Linked DNA regions of Homo sapiens: region 2 is linked to region 1. The links are chromatin contacts, found by Hi-C or POLR2A ChIA-PET in ENCODE. All regions are on one chromosome and are shown on one strand. Each heading gives the region's core, a stretch centred on a gene start or an enhancer-like site at or near the end of the contact. The rest is flanking DNA. Distances are from core to core; before and after follow the strand shown. Region 1 overlaps LARGE1 (LARGE xylosyl- and glucuronyltransferase 1). Region 2 overlaps LARGE1 (LARGE xylosyl- and glucuronyltransferase 1).

What was found. Hi-C counts contacts between places; a loop is a spot of excess contacts on that map. ChIA-PET counts read pairs that join two places held with the same protein, here RNA polymerase II (POLR2A). Pooled maps may share reads with other maps.
Region 2: a map with no recorded cell type shows a loop between it and region 1 (3-fold over the local background). The contact joins two enhancer-like sites. A Hi-C loop is called at or near these places in 1 of 168 maps with a recorded cell type or tissue (stomach), 1 of 37 single-sample maps with no recorded cell type and 3 of 50 pooled maps. POLR2A ChIA-PET finds 5 or more read pairs at or near these places in 3 of 52 experiments (HepG2, WTC11 and activated naive CD4-positive, alpha-beta T cell).

The regions. Positions count from the first base shown.
Region 1 is chr22:33,515,847-33,523,093 of GRCh38, forward strand. The region is part of intron 6 of LARGE1 (LARGE xylosyl- and glucuronyltransferase 1); the gene reads right to left. Among named protein-coding and RNA genes, the nearest start is that of MIR4764, 83 kb to the left of the region's middle. Within about 2 kb of position 3,621, at least 9 of the 41 ENCODE cell types and tissues checked have a DNase peak (open chromatin) inside an H3K27ac peak, as active enhancers do.
Region 2 is chr22:33,317,671-33,324,917 of GRCh38, forward strand. The region is part of intron 10 of LARGE1 (LARGE xylosyl- and glucuronyltransferase 1); the gene reads right to left. Among named protein-coding and RNA genes, the nearest start is that of MIR4764, 120 kb to the right of the region's middle. RefSeq lists an enhancer at 3,825-3,954. Within about 2 kb of position 3,966, at least 2 of the 41 ENCODE cell types and tissues checked have a DNase peak (open chromatin) inside an H3K27ac peak, as active enhancers do.

The DNA.
Region 1 (7,247 bases), core at 2,371-4,870:
CACCCTCCCCTTGGCCTCTCACCCTTTGGCTTGCCTTCCCCAGTTAGCAAAGAACACTCCCACCTGTGTATTCCACACACACAGCACCAGCCTGGCACCTTGCCAGCTTCACAGAGTCCGGGAGTGAGCAACGCCACCGTGTCCAGGCCCTCTAAGAGCCTGCGCTTCACCAGCGTGAGAAGAGCAATCAATGATAGACAGATAAATCCATAGTGAAAGCTGAGAGTTTGTTGCAGAGGATGCAGGGAGGGTGTGAGGGATGCTGTTTGAGAGAAGACTGATGGCGGAGGCCCCTCTGCTAAGGTGAGCTCTGGGCAGAAACCTGCAGGAAATGAAGGAGCGAGGGCTAGGGCTATCTGGGGAGAGAGGCTTAAAGGCGGGGAAACAGTAAGCACAAAGCAGGCAAGGCAGATGTGTGCCTGGTGTGACGAAGGCAGGCAAGACATCCAGCGGGCTGAAATAGTGTGAGGATGTGGGGAGAGGCCCACATCCCTATGTCTCACCAGGGCCAGCTTTAGGGACACAGGATCTAAAGGGCCTTGTGCTGACGAAGACCCTGTGCTTGGTTTAATGGCTTGCTATCACCATTTTGAAACTCCTAACACATTTCTTTAAAAAAAGGAAGCCCCACCTTTCATTTTGCACCAGGCCTCACAAATTATACAGCTGGTCCTGCATCCCATCAGACCACTGAGGACAGACCAAGATGATGGGGTGGAAGCCTCCCCAACTTCCTCCTATTATTATTATTATTATTATTTTTGAGACAGTCTCCTTCTGCCATCAGGCTGGAGTGCAGTGGTGCCATCTCCGCTCACTGCAAACTTCCGCCTTCCGGGTTCAAGCGATTCTCCTGCCTCAGCCTCCCAAGTAGCTGGGACTACAAGCAGGCGCCACCACGCCTGGCTAATTTATTTTTAGTAGAGATGGGGTCTCACCATGTTGGCCAGGATGGTCTCGATCTCTTGACCTTGTGATGCGCCCACCTCGGCCTCCCAAAGTGCTGTGATTACAGGCGTGAGCCACCATGCCCAGCCCACTTCCTCCTATTTAAGCACCTCTGTCCCCTGTTTACTAGACAGTAGTAAGTACTCAAGGGAACACATCATTTTCTTTTTATATGTTGACTATAGCCTTAAAAGGCAAACACGCACTCTTATATTGCTACCAACTCTTTGTTATCTACATTAAAAAAGGGACGAGGAGTGTGAATAATTCAGAAGAGCTGATGAAAATCCTCAGCTCTGGGAAGCAGCATGTGGCATTTTTTTCCCTACAAATTCCCCTTAACTGTGAATACGTATTAACTGATGATTCCAGAGCTATACACCTGAGCCACTAGAAAGCTAACTCTGGATTACTAAGAGAAGCTACGATAGGATGAAAAATTGGAAAGTGGCTACAAACTTATATCCCTCAACCCCTCCACACCCCTCTCTGTCCCATCATCACCCAACAAGTACTAAAGACGCACTCTAACCTCTAGGAAAGTTGTCCAATAAAAAGGGCTGAACTCGGTGGAGTAGAGCTACAAAAACATACATATAATGCACAAAGAATTCTTTTTTTGAGACAGTCTCGCTCTGTTGCCCAGGCTGGAGTGCAGTGGTGCAATCTTGGCTCACTGGGTTCAAGCGCGATTCTCCTGCCTCAGCCTCCCGAATAGCTGGGAATACAGGCACCTGCCACCAATATTAGCAAATATTAGCACCCGCCCGGCTAATTTTGTATTTTTAGTAGAGATGGGGTTTCACCATATGGGCCAGGATGGTCTCGAACTCCTGACTTGTGATCCGCCTGCCTCAGCCTCCCACAGTGCTGGGATTACAGGCGTGAGCCACTGTGCCGGGCCGCCCAGAGAATTTTGTATACAACTTCTGAGAGAGTCTGAGAATCCCTGGAATCTACCCACAGACCCGGAGTAAGAAGCTCTTAGGAAGGAGAATGCATGGCCTCAGTCCTGCACTATGTCTGTATCCCACAGATACAATATACCTTAAAGAAGAAGGGGGAGACCTGGGTCAACAAGAGCAGCTTCATCTGGAAAAATCAGGCTACAAAGTCAGACAGCAGTGAGCAGGACTGGCCTGAAGATTATAAGGAGAACTGGGTGATGCCCCAAATTCACTCTCCTTGCTGTCGTTAGATCACTCCAACTCCTACAGATTTTTCTGGGATCTGAGGCACCCTCTCTTCTCAAGGCAATGGGAACCAGGATTTGACTTGAGGAAATCATACAGCTGAGAAGATCTGGCAACTTCATACCTTAAGCCAAGAAGCTAGAATAATGGTTAATGTGCATGAAGTCCTTTATGCTGAGCGCTGCTCTAAATACGTGGCATAGAGGAACTCATCTGTGTGTCACACAAATCCCAGGAATTACATATTGTGATCATCATCCCTATGTGAGAAAATTGAATCCCAAACAGGTTAAATCAACAGCCCAAGGTCACACGCCAGCAAATGGCAGACACAGGATTTGTTTTTGTTTTGAGACACTCTCACTCTGTCGCCTAGGCTGGAGTGCAGTGACACCATCTCAGCTCACTGCAACCTCCGCCTCCCAGGTTCAGGCAATTCTCATGCCTCAGCCTCCTGAATAAAGGCACATGCCACCATGCCTGGCTAATTTTTGTATTTTTAGCAGAGATGGAGTTTCACCATGTTGGCCAGGCTGATCTCGAACTCCTGACCTCAGGTGTTGCGCTGGCCTCGGCCTCCCAAAAGGTTGGGATCACAGGCACGACCCACCGCGCCCGGCCTCAGGCACAGGATTTGAACCCAGGCTGACTGGCTCTGGAGTCTGGGCCCTTCTCCCCTAGTGTTGATCATGATAGTGTCCAATATTCTTGTTCTCCAATGAGGCCCTCCCAGGTCACCAGGCCAAGGAGAATTCACTAGGACAGGAGTGGAAGTGTAACTGCACCCCCTGAGGGGACTGGAGTGGGGCAGAGAAAGGGGTGTGGTACTGACCGTGGGGGTTTAAGTGTTAATTCTGATCACATCCTGACATACATCAAAAGAGACGGTCATGTGTACATATATCCAGGGACCCGCACATCCAGGGACCAACATCCTAGATGTTTCTGCCCCTGGATGTGTACACATATGACTGTACAACTAGCTGACCAGATGGAAGTCAGCTAGTTGGAACTTACCTAAAACAAGACAGCTAGTTGGAATTTGTTTTAGGCAAAAGAAAAGAAAAGAAACACTTTCACAGGCAGCTTGATTCCACAGAGCACTCTGGCTTTCTGCAGATTAAAAAAAAATCTCATGGATATGCTCAAGCTGAAGAATGAAGATCCAAGTCAAGACAGAGGAATCCTGACTCACTGCAATGATCTCTGGCAATTCTGCAGGTCCCTGAGCTGCGTGCGTGCGCGCGCGTGTGTGTGTGTGTGTGTGTGTGGTCACATATGCCTCAGAGAGGAGCATGCCTCAAAGGAGACCCAGGGGGGCTCCCTGGGGTTGGAGGGAGGAACAGCCAAGGCATAATTTCTGCCCCAGAGACAATGAGTTTAAAAGCTCCACTCTGCCACGGGGATATCTAAATTATACTTACAGAAACCTCAACTCTTTATTCATTTGCACCAGAAGGGGGCACTGTTACCTCTAAAACGCATCTCAGGCCACAGGTCCCCATAAAATAAAGTACCAGCCCCTGCACTGGCTCCCGAAGACACCCAGGTTCCCTCTCAGGCTCCAGACACTCCCCACCCACACTGGGAGTTTATTCCCAAATTGAAAAAACAAAAACACGTAAATGATGATTCTCTCCCAGCTTTCTTTGAAATCACTATTTTTACATCCTTGACTGCTCTTCTTAAAAGCAAGTCTGTCATTTAACCAAAAGAGGAAACATAGTATTTTAGAAGTGAAAAACAAGGAAAAAAAAGAGAAAGAAAACAATTCATTCTTTGAGAGGCTGATCTACATGGCCACATCACCAGCCCACATTCTGTTTATGACGCTGGGTAAAAAGAGAACATTTCCAAGTCGTGTTCTTAAGCACAGGGGAATTTGTCTCTTCTTGATATTTAGTTTAAGTAGCATTTTCTTTTCCTTAGGATTAAGAAGTTTGTACTCCCTGGCTTCCTCTTGCTGAGAGGCTAAGAGACTGTTCGTCTATCTGTTTCAGTGGTTTTTCTCTTTTTTTTTTTTTTTTTTTTTTTGGAGTCAGGGTCTCACTCTGTCACCCAGGCTGGAGTGCGGTGGTGTGATCAGAGCTCACTGCAGCCTGGATCTCCTGAGCTCAAGCAATCCTCCCTCTTCAGCCTCCCAAGCAGCTGGGGCTACAGGCCTGTGCTGCCACGCCTGGCTAATTTTCTACTTTTTGTATCGCTCAGCCTCCTGAAATGGGGACTACAGACGTGTGCCACCATGCCTGGCTAATTTTTTATTTTCTGTACTGATGGGGGGTCTCACTATGTTGCCCAGGCTGGTTTTGAAACCCTGGGCTAAATCAATCCTTGCACCTCAGCCTCCCAAAGCGCTAGGATTACAGGCAAGAGCCACTGTGTCTGGCCTCAGTGCTTCTTAAACCATCCTGTACCTGAGATTCATGGGGGTGGCTGTTCTCCAAATCCCACAATCCCGCAGGGAGACAGCAAGCTTCTGCTCTCTGACAAGCACGGGAGGGGACTCTGAACTCTCTGCAGAACACAGCAGTGCTGAGCTGGGCCATCTCTAACTCACTTCCCCACCAACACCTGCCCCCACTGCCCACCTGGGCATTGAGCTGAGCCACATCAGCTTGCAGCTGCTTTCTGTTCACATCTGAATCCTAATCCCAGTCTGCTCTGCCTGACTCCCGGAAGTGTTCTGCGTCTTTCTGTCCTGGTTTTAGTAATGCTCTATGAGACATGATCTGACAGAAATTCATGGGATTCCGTGCAAAACACGAGCTGCTGTTTTGGGACTTCTGTGTGGGCCTCTCTTCCTTCAATGTAAAAAGAAAGCGTGGAGTGGCTCCGTGAACTGATTCCCAAAAGCTCACTTCCTTAAGGCATAACAAGCTTCCAGCTGTATTTTCATTGCACTGATCAGCACCTGAAATCAATGTATCTATTAGTAATAAAAATAAGTAGTAATTTGATTGTGTTGTTTACATGTGTCTGTCTTTGCTGGCAGGTGAGCTCCTTGAGGCCAGGGCACTGATTTTCAGTCCCCAGCGCTTGCCAAAGAGGAGCCTGGATGAGTGTATTTTGGCACTGTTGCCTGGTTGCAAAATGAGATGTCCCACTGGCTGGGAACTATGGGTTATTTCAGGAATGACTATAGGACAGTAAAAAGAGAACACAGTGAAGAAATACGTGGTTCTTAAAAAGTTTCTCCAAGAAGTAGCACACTGTATCAGTCAGCATTGCTGTGTAACAAGTAATCCTCACATGTAGTGGCTTAAAATGCAAGTAGGCAAGCTGGCCTGACACAGCTGGGCTGTTCTGGTTTGGGCTACGGTGCTCATGCCTCTGCAGCCATAAGTACAGCTGTTGGATCAGCTGGGCTGGCTACTATAGGGTGGCCTTACCTGCTAGCATAGGATAGCTCAGATGATGGGGCCTCTCTCCACATGGGCTCTCATCCTCCAACAGGCTAGCCCGGGTTTGTTCACAACAGGGCAGACAGGCTCCCAGAGTGGCAGGGGGAGCCCCAGTGCTCAAGTACTTTTCAGGTCTCTGCTTGTGTCATGCTCATACCATTACATTGGTCAAAACAAACGACAAGACCGGCCCAGATTCAGGAAGTGGACATAGATGCCTCCTCTTAATGGGAGGAGCTACACAGTCTTGGTGAAAGTAACCGATGTAGGCAGGGGAAAAACTTGTGGCCATTTTTTGCAAACACATATACATACACCACGTTTTTTCTACTCACATTCTAATGCAGAGTACTAGCAATGTCTGCAAGGGAAGCTGAGAGGTGTAGCTCTGTGTTAGTCCATTCACACTGCTATAAAGGAATACCTGAGAATGGGTAATTTATAAAGAAAAGAGGTTTATTTTGGCTCATAGCTTTGCAGACTATATACAAAGCATAGCGCCTGCATCTATTTCTGGTGAGGGCCTCAGGAAGCTTCCAATCACGGCAGAAGGCAAAGGGAGAACAGGCAAGTCACATGGCAAGAACAGGAGCGGGAGAGAGAAAGGGCAGGTGCCAGCTTCTTTAAACAACTAGCTCTCATGTGAACTCGGAGCAAGAAGTCACTCATTACCACGGGGATGGCACTAAGCCATTCATGAGGGATCCGCTCCCTTGACCCAAACACCTCCCATCAGGCCCTACCTGAAACACTGAGGATCACATTTCAACATGAGATTTGGAGGTGATAAACATCCAAACTATATCAAGCCCTTAGCTGCTGAGCTACTTGCCAGCTGTAACTGTATTACTGAGGAAGAGCAAGACAAATTTTTGGTGAAGAGTTAGCCACCTCTGTCACAGGCATTTTGTAGACGTTGCTGAAAGGCAGTTCACAGGGGATGTGCTCATTTGCACTCCCACCAGCATCACCAACAGAATGTGTTACCAAACTTACAGATTTTCAGTAATCTGAGAGTTAATAAATGGTATCTCTGGTGCATGCCTGTAATCCCAGCACTGTGGGAGGTGGAGGTGGAGGCGGGTGGATTGCTTAAGCTCAGGAGTTCCAAAGCAGCCTGGGCAACATAGGGAGACTTTGTCTCTAAAAAAAATACAAAAAAGGCCAGGTGCGGTGGCTGATGCCTATAATCCCAGCACTTTGGGAGGCCAAGGTGGGTGGATCATGAGGTCAGGAGCTCAAGACCAGCCTGGCCAACATGGTGAAACCCCATCTGTACTAAAAATACAAAAATTAGCTGGGCGTGGTGGCATGCACCTGCAATCCTAGCTACTTGGGAGGCTGAGGCAAGAGAATCGCTTGAACCCAAGAGGTGGAGGTTGCAGTGGGCCGAGATTGCACCACTTCACTCCAGCCTGGTCAACAGCAAGACTCTATCTAAAAAAAAGAAAAAAAAAAAAGAAACAAAAATTAGCCAGGCATGGTGACACACACCTGTAGTCTCAGTTACTTGGGAGTCTGAGGTGGGAGGATGGCTTGAGCCCGGGAGGTAGAGGCTGCGGTGAGCCAAGACTGCATCACTGTACTTCAGCTTGGGTGACTGTTTTTGTTTGTTTTGTTTTGTTTTGTTTTTGAAATGGAGTTTCACTCTTGTTGCCCAGACTGGAGTTCAATGGCGCGATCTCGGCTCACTGCAACCTCTGCC
Region 2 (7,247 bases), core at 2,716-5,215, 200 kb before region 1:
GCTGCCCAACAGACACGGTCTCATGTGAACCCCTACCAGGCAGGTATGATGTATGTTTTACAGATGAAGAACTGAAATTAAAAAGTGACACAACTTAGCAAAAAGCTAATCCACAGTGACAAAAATTGGACTCGGGCATGTGGGGTGGGGGAGTGAAGCCTGGGAAGAGGCAAGAGAGGGCTGGGAGTGACAGAAACCCGCTCCACCATGACTGGAGCGATGGGTACATGGATGTGCACTTTCGTGAAAATTCAACAAACTGTGCACTTAGAATGGGAGGACTTGGCCAGGCACGGTGGCTCACGCCTGTAATCCCAGCACTTTGGGAGGCTGAGGCAGGTGGATCACGAGGTCAGGAGTTTAAGACCAGCTTGGCCAAGATGGTGACACCCCGTCTCTACTAAAAACACAAAAAATTAGCCGGACATGGTGGCGGGCATCTCTAATCCCAGCTACTCGGGAGGCTGAGGCAGAGAATTGCTTGAACCCAGGGGGCAGAGGTTGCAGTGAGCCAAGATCATGACACTGCATGCCAGCCTGGGCGACAGAGCGAGACTCCATCTCAAAAAAAAAAAAAAAGAATGGGAGGACTTGTCGGAGGCAATCTGTATTTCCATAAAAACAAACTTTTAAAAAATGATAATTTGTTCTCATTGTTCAATTCCCACCTATGAGTGAGAACATGCGGTGTTTGGTTTTTTGTCCTTGCGATAGTTTGCTGAGAATGATGGTTTCCAGCTTCACCCATGTCCCTACAAAGGACATGAACTCATCATTTTTTATGGCTGCATAGTATTCCATGGTGTATATGTGCCACATTTTCTTAATCCAATCTATCACTGTTGGACATTTGGCTTGGTTCCAAGTCTTTGCTATTGTAGTCACAGGGACACAGGAAGGGGAACATCACACACCGGGGCCTGTTGTGGGGTTGGGGGAGAGGGGAGGGATAGCATTAGGAGATATACCTAATGTTAAATGATGAGTTAATGGGTGCAGCACACCAACATGGCACATGTATACATATGTAACTAACCGGCACATTGTGCACATGTACCCTAAAACTTAAAGTATATTAAAAAAAAATGATAATTTGCCAAAGGTCACAGGAGGGCTGGTTCCATTTTTTTTTTTCTGTTAAATCAGCCTTGTCTATCACACGATAGAATACAGACAAAAGTTTACATGGCAAGGGTTACCAACCTAGCTGAATACCATAGAATGTTTTTCCAAGAAGGTGTACTTTTTTAAATCACCAAATCAACAGTGTAGCAGTCAATAAGAAAATATATTAACTTGCTTCTGTAGAGCTTTGTACCTGTTAAGACCATTGCCTTGACAGATTACTTGATGGCATTATTTCTCAAGATGTGTGCTATGGAAGATGATGGCATTAATTGCTCCAATTCCTTCTCTCTCCCCCACTCCCCGCCACCCCAGATATCCTTGTCCTTTGCAGTGGTGCTTACTAAAGCGGCACAGTTTATTTCTCTAGCCTTGAATAAGGGCTAGAATCATGATGTATTTTTGTTAACAAAAAGCAGGGGAAGTAATATTGTCTCAGTCTTGAGGCTAGACCTCAAGAGAAAGTGTTTCTTGCACCCCTACCATTGCCATGAGAAGATGCCGAGGCTAGCTTGCTGGAAGATGAGACATCTGGGGCAGAGCAGCTCCTCCCCAATTGCCAAAGTCATGCAAGCCAGCCTGGCCCAGCTGCCTCAATAAATACTACTTATTTTTTTTGAGACAGAGTCTAGCTCTGTTGCCCAGGCTGGAGTGCAGTGACGCGATCTCAGCTCACTGCAACCTCTGCCTCCCGGGTTCAAGTGATTCTCTGGCCTCAGCCTCCCGAGTAGCTGTGATCACAGGCACTCACCACCACGCCCGGCTAATTTCTGTATTTTTAATAGAGACAGGGTTTCACTATGTTGGCCAGGCTGGTCTTGAACTCCTGACCTCAGGCAGTCCACCCACCGAACCCTCCCAAAGTGTTGAGATTACAGGCGTGAGCTACCGCGCCCGGCCAATAAATGCTTCTTGAAGGCCACTGAGATCTTACTGGTTCTGAGCAATAGATACTGATAGAGTGCTATTGGTATTTTGTGGGGGGCACTTTTTTATTATGGGGACCTGTACCACATATTGAAGGACAATCAACCTCCCGAGCTCCTGCCCACCAAATGCTTATAGCATTCTCCAGACAGCCCTGTGATGCTCCAAATGTACTTGAACATTTCCAAATGCAGCTTGGGAAACTGGCTGAGATCCAATCATCTGTGAGACACTGTCAACTATCTCTAAAATTTTTAACCGTTAAAAGGATGCAATTAGGGATATTCAGCTTTTCAAGTCAATTTGCTGTCCCTGCCTATTTGAAGATTCTCACCATGCCAACAGTTTAATATAAGACAAGGAAGCTGAAATTCTCATTCCATCTAAGATCTATGACCCCACTGCTTCCTTCTGACCTGTATGATTAAATCCAGATTTCCTTGTTGACAATTACGGGCTGCTCTCTCTGACCCATCACCCCCACACTCTGTGGCCTCATCATTGGTCTGTGTGCTCCCCAAATCTGCCTTTCCCTCACACCTCCGTGACTTTGTTCCGTGCCATGCTCTTCCCTCTCGGGGATGCCCTCCCTCACTTCACTCCACTCTCCTCCACCTAAAAAACCTTCCATTTACCTTTCAAGATTCAGCCCAGATGGCACCTGCTCTGTGAGACCTCTGCAGATCCTGCTGGGTAGAAGCAATCCGTTTCTTCTCTGCGCTCCAAGAGCACTCAGTTCGTAACTCCATTAAAGCACTTGTCAACTTAAACTGAAATTATTTAACGGCAACTTTCCCGGTGAGACTGTGACATTTTACCATTGTCCTGAGCACCATGCCTGGCTTGTGACAGGTGCTAATATCATGTGTTGCATGCCTGAAAAATATTTGCTGTATACAAAAAACCTGTAATCACTGTGAAGTTAAGACTATCCTTTCAATTTTCCTTTTGTGTCCTCTAATTATATGCACAGAAGGTGATCAATAAGCCCATTCTTCAGCCTATGATTTGCTTCAATATTTGCATCCAAGGGTCTGTGACGGCTGAAAAGCTTTTGGAGAGCAAACAAGCATGTGCCAAGCTCCACGTAAGGTGCTGGGTACAGGTGATTTCCTCTCCTCCCCAGAGCCCCCGGTGAGTCACTGGCAGCCTCATCCAACAGTTGAGAAGGGTGGAGGTGTCAAACCTGGGTCTGTGCCCCTCCACCACCATGCTGCTGCTTCAGGAAAGATGCCTGCTTGGCCTCATGTGAAGACGCAGATGCAGCACAGTGGCTAAGGACACTGGTTCTAACCCATTCTGCCTGGATCATCTCAGGTAAGTGGGTGAGTGACCTAACCTTTCTGAGCTTCAGGGTCCTCAGCTGTAAAATGAGGACGACAAAACTCACTACCCCAGAAGGTTATAGAAGGATTCTGAAAGATGCTGCATATAGAGAAAACAGCGGTTGAAGAAAACATTCAACAGATGTCACCTATTATCATAGTGATTATCACAGGAAAGGGAAACACCTGGGCCCCTGAAGACACCTATGTGGATACTTTTTGTCCTCAAACCTCACCTGAAGGAGACTGTATGGCAAGATCCTGGTGGGCAGGGATGGTAGGGGCTGGATGAGCCAGGGTGGCCCTTCTGATTCATACATATTAGAGGGAGTCCCCCTGGCTTTCCCCTTGAGGGCCTAAAATATGCCTATAAACCATAATGTTACCTCCCGGCAGAAAACGTAACCAACTGCTATGCTCCTAAACTCCCTCACCCACACTGCAGAAGAGCACAAGAAATTATCCTCCACTGGAGACTAAACATCTACAAAATTCTTTGCAAGAGCAGGGTTGGCTTTTTTTTCCTTTGGTTTTGGTTTCTGTTTTAATATGCTCAGAAGAATGAAGGGCTTCCAGTTCAATGAAGAGGACAGTGGAAATGTGTGTGATGCGTGGGTGTGAGCGTGGGTAGGCAAATGTGTGTGGAGAAATGGGTCCTTCTTTGATGAGGCTTCAGACAAGTAGCTGGTCCTCACCATGTGAAAATGGGCATTAGTGAGTGGAGAATGAGAAACACATGCATGTATGGGGGTTTCTCATCCCCTTTACTGACTGACTGGTTGATTGACTAAGATGGAGTCTCACTCAGTCGCCCAGGTTGGAGTACAGTGGCACGATCTCGGCTCACTGCAACCTCTGCCTCCCGGGTTCAAGCGATTCTCCTGCCTCAGCCTTCCTAGTAGCTGGGATTACAGGTGCGCACCACCATGCCCAGCTAATTTTTGTATTTTTAGTAGAGACAGAGTTTCACCATGTTGGCCAGGCTGGTCTTGAACTCCTGACCTCAGGTGATCCACCCGCCTCGGCCTCCCAAAGTGCTGAGATTACGGGCATGAGCTACTGCGTCTGGCCTCTCCTTCTCTTTATATGCACACACAGGTACATACCCTTGAGTTGGGGAAAAAGACATTCCCAGGTAAATGGCTCCAGGAACCACTTTCTAAAAAGCATCCATATGGTGAGCTCCTAACAGCAGGAGCTGTATCCCCTTCATTTCTGAACCATCTGAACCTAGCAATATCCAGGTTCTATATCCAATGTTAACAAAGATTTTCTGAGTGGTGGATTCACAGATGAATTTTATTGGCTTCTTTATACTTTTCTGTAGTTAATTAATTCCCTGCATTTTTCTCAAATGAGCTAATGCATGTCAAGTGTTTTGTAAACTCTAAAGTGCTGCAGAAACTTAAGCAATGTGGTTATGATTATATCATGTACCTTTTCAAATCCTAACCTAGGCTTGCTTATTGCTGACTGCGTGGCTGATGTGATCCATCTTGGATGTTCAGCAAGCCTCTGTTGGATGTCCTCAGCCCCTGTATGTTAGGAGAGGGAGTACTGGTCAACGGAGATGCTCCGAGGACTTCCAAAGTACACCTTGCCCTAGTGGGATGGACTAGGGCAGTCCTGGAGAAGAGGCCACCTCCAGCTCTGAACTTCATGGTACCAATAATGGGATTTGGTGGCATCCACATCCCAAGCTCACTTGCAGCCCTTGCTGCAGTGTATAAAGGGTATTATCTAGGGAATATTGTCATTTACCAACCACAGTGGGTATTGTAGAAAAAAAAGGTGGCCGGGCACCGTGGCTCATGCCTGTAATCCCAGCACTTTGGGAGGCGAAGGAAGGCGGATCATGAGGTCAGGAGATCGAGACCATTCTGGCTAACACCGTGAAACCCCGTCTCTACTAAAAATACAAAAAATTAGCTGGGTGCAGTGGCGTGCGCCTCTAGTCCCAGCTACTTGGGAGGCTGAGGCAGGAGAATCGTTTGAACCTGGGAGGGGATGGTTGCAGTGAGCCGAGATCACGCCATTGCACTCCAGCCTGGGTGACAGAGTGAGGCTCTGTCTCAAAAAACAACCACCACCATCAAAAACAAAAACAACAACAAAAAACAAAAACAAAACAGGAAAGAAAGAAAGGTATGCTGTCAGACGTACCTGTCCACAGGACTCTGGGGCAACCAGAAGCCATCCTTGAACTTGCATGTTCATTTCTCCTCTACATGGTGCTTTGCACCTTGATCCACCTAATACTAACTGGGTACCTACTATGTGACTGGCGCAATGCTAAATGTTTTCAGGTGCATTGCTTCATCAATTTAATCCTTCAGCACACATATCTGTTGTACAAAGGAGGAAACTAAGGCTCAGGAGCTTTCAGTAATCTGCTTCAGTGAGCGAGAAGAAGTCCAGGATGGGAATCCAGTCTTCGGACCTCAAACCAGGGACATTTCACAACACAATTACTTCTTCCCAGGAGATGGAGGTGAGAATCAAATGAGATGGTGGAAGACACAATGTTCCATGAACGAAGCAGGCCATAAAAAACTGTGGTCCCAGTGCAGGAAAAAGACGAAAGGAAAAAGAAAAACCCACTCAAAAAAAGAAGGGAACACATTATAATGTTAACAAAGATTTTCTGAGTGGTGGATTCACAGATGAATTTTATTGGCTTCTTAAACTTTTCTGTAGTTAACTAATTCCCTGCAATTTTCTCAAATGAGCTAATGCACGTAAAACTGCTTTGTGAACTGTAAAGTGCTACCCAAACCTAAGCAATGTGGTTATGATTATATTATGTACCTTTTCAAATTCTAATTTAGGCTCGCTTATTCCTGACTGCGTGGCTAATGTTATCTCAATGGGGAGACTCTAGCAGTTTAGAAACTGCCTCCTTGGCCAGATGCGGTGGCTCACGCCTATAATCCCAATACTTTGGGAAGCTGAGGCGGGTGGATCACCTGAGGTCGGGAGTTCGAGACCAGCCTGGCCAACGTGGGGAAACCCCATCTCTACTAAAAATACAAAAATTAGCCAGGTGTGGTGGTGGGTGCCTGTAACCCCATCTACTCGGGAGGCTAAGGCAGAACAGCTTGAACCCAGGAGGTGGAGGTTGCAGTAAGCTGAGATCATGTCATTGCACTCCAGTCTGGGCAACAGACCAAGACTCCATCTCAAAAAAAAAAAAAAAAAAAAAAAAAAAAAAGCCAAAAAAACAAAAACAAAAAGCCAAAAACAAACAACCCCCCCCCCAAAACAAACAACAAAAAAGCCAAAAACAAAACCTGCCTCCTTTTCACCCAGGGTTTGGGTAATTTCTCTGGGGAGCCATGGAGCCGGAGGGAGTATTTCATTAACAGGGTCTGAATGCTACTGTACTCTGCTCTCTGGCCACTGCCACAGGGAACAGAGGGCTCCTGACAAGGGAGGCACAGAAACAAAAGACAGATTTCTCCTGAGATAAAATGCATTTGCTAAACTGCTTCTTTGGGCAGCCAGCTGAGGCAGAGGGAAATTTGGACCCAAGGGAAAATGGCCCGTTAGGCAGTTTGCATTTATTTCTCCTCATCTTTAAGGACAGTGGCCTAGACTGACTTTTTGAGCTGCTGGAAATGATGGCTGGTTATACCTGAGGATCCAGAGGGAGTACAAGTGCATCCTGTGCTCTGGCCTTAGAGACTTCTGTTCACAGTTGCGCAAACTAAGGAGTGAGATTATGGGGATAACTGAAAAGCGAGACCTGATATCTCTGACACTCATTTTCTATGCGACCTTGAGCAAGTCATGTCTCTGAATTAGTAAGACAAAGGGTTTGGACTTCCTAAAGTGACGCTCAAGGATCACGCACTCACTGGGTCAGGTAAA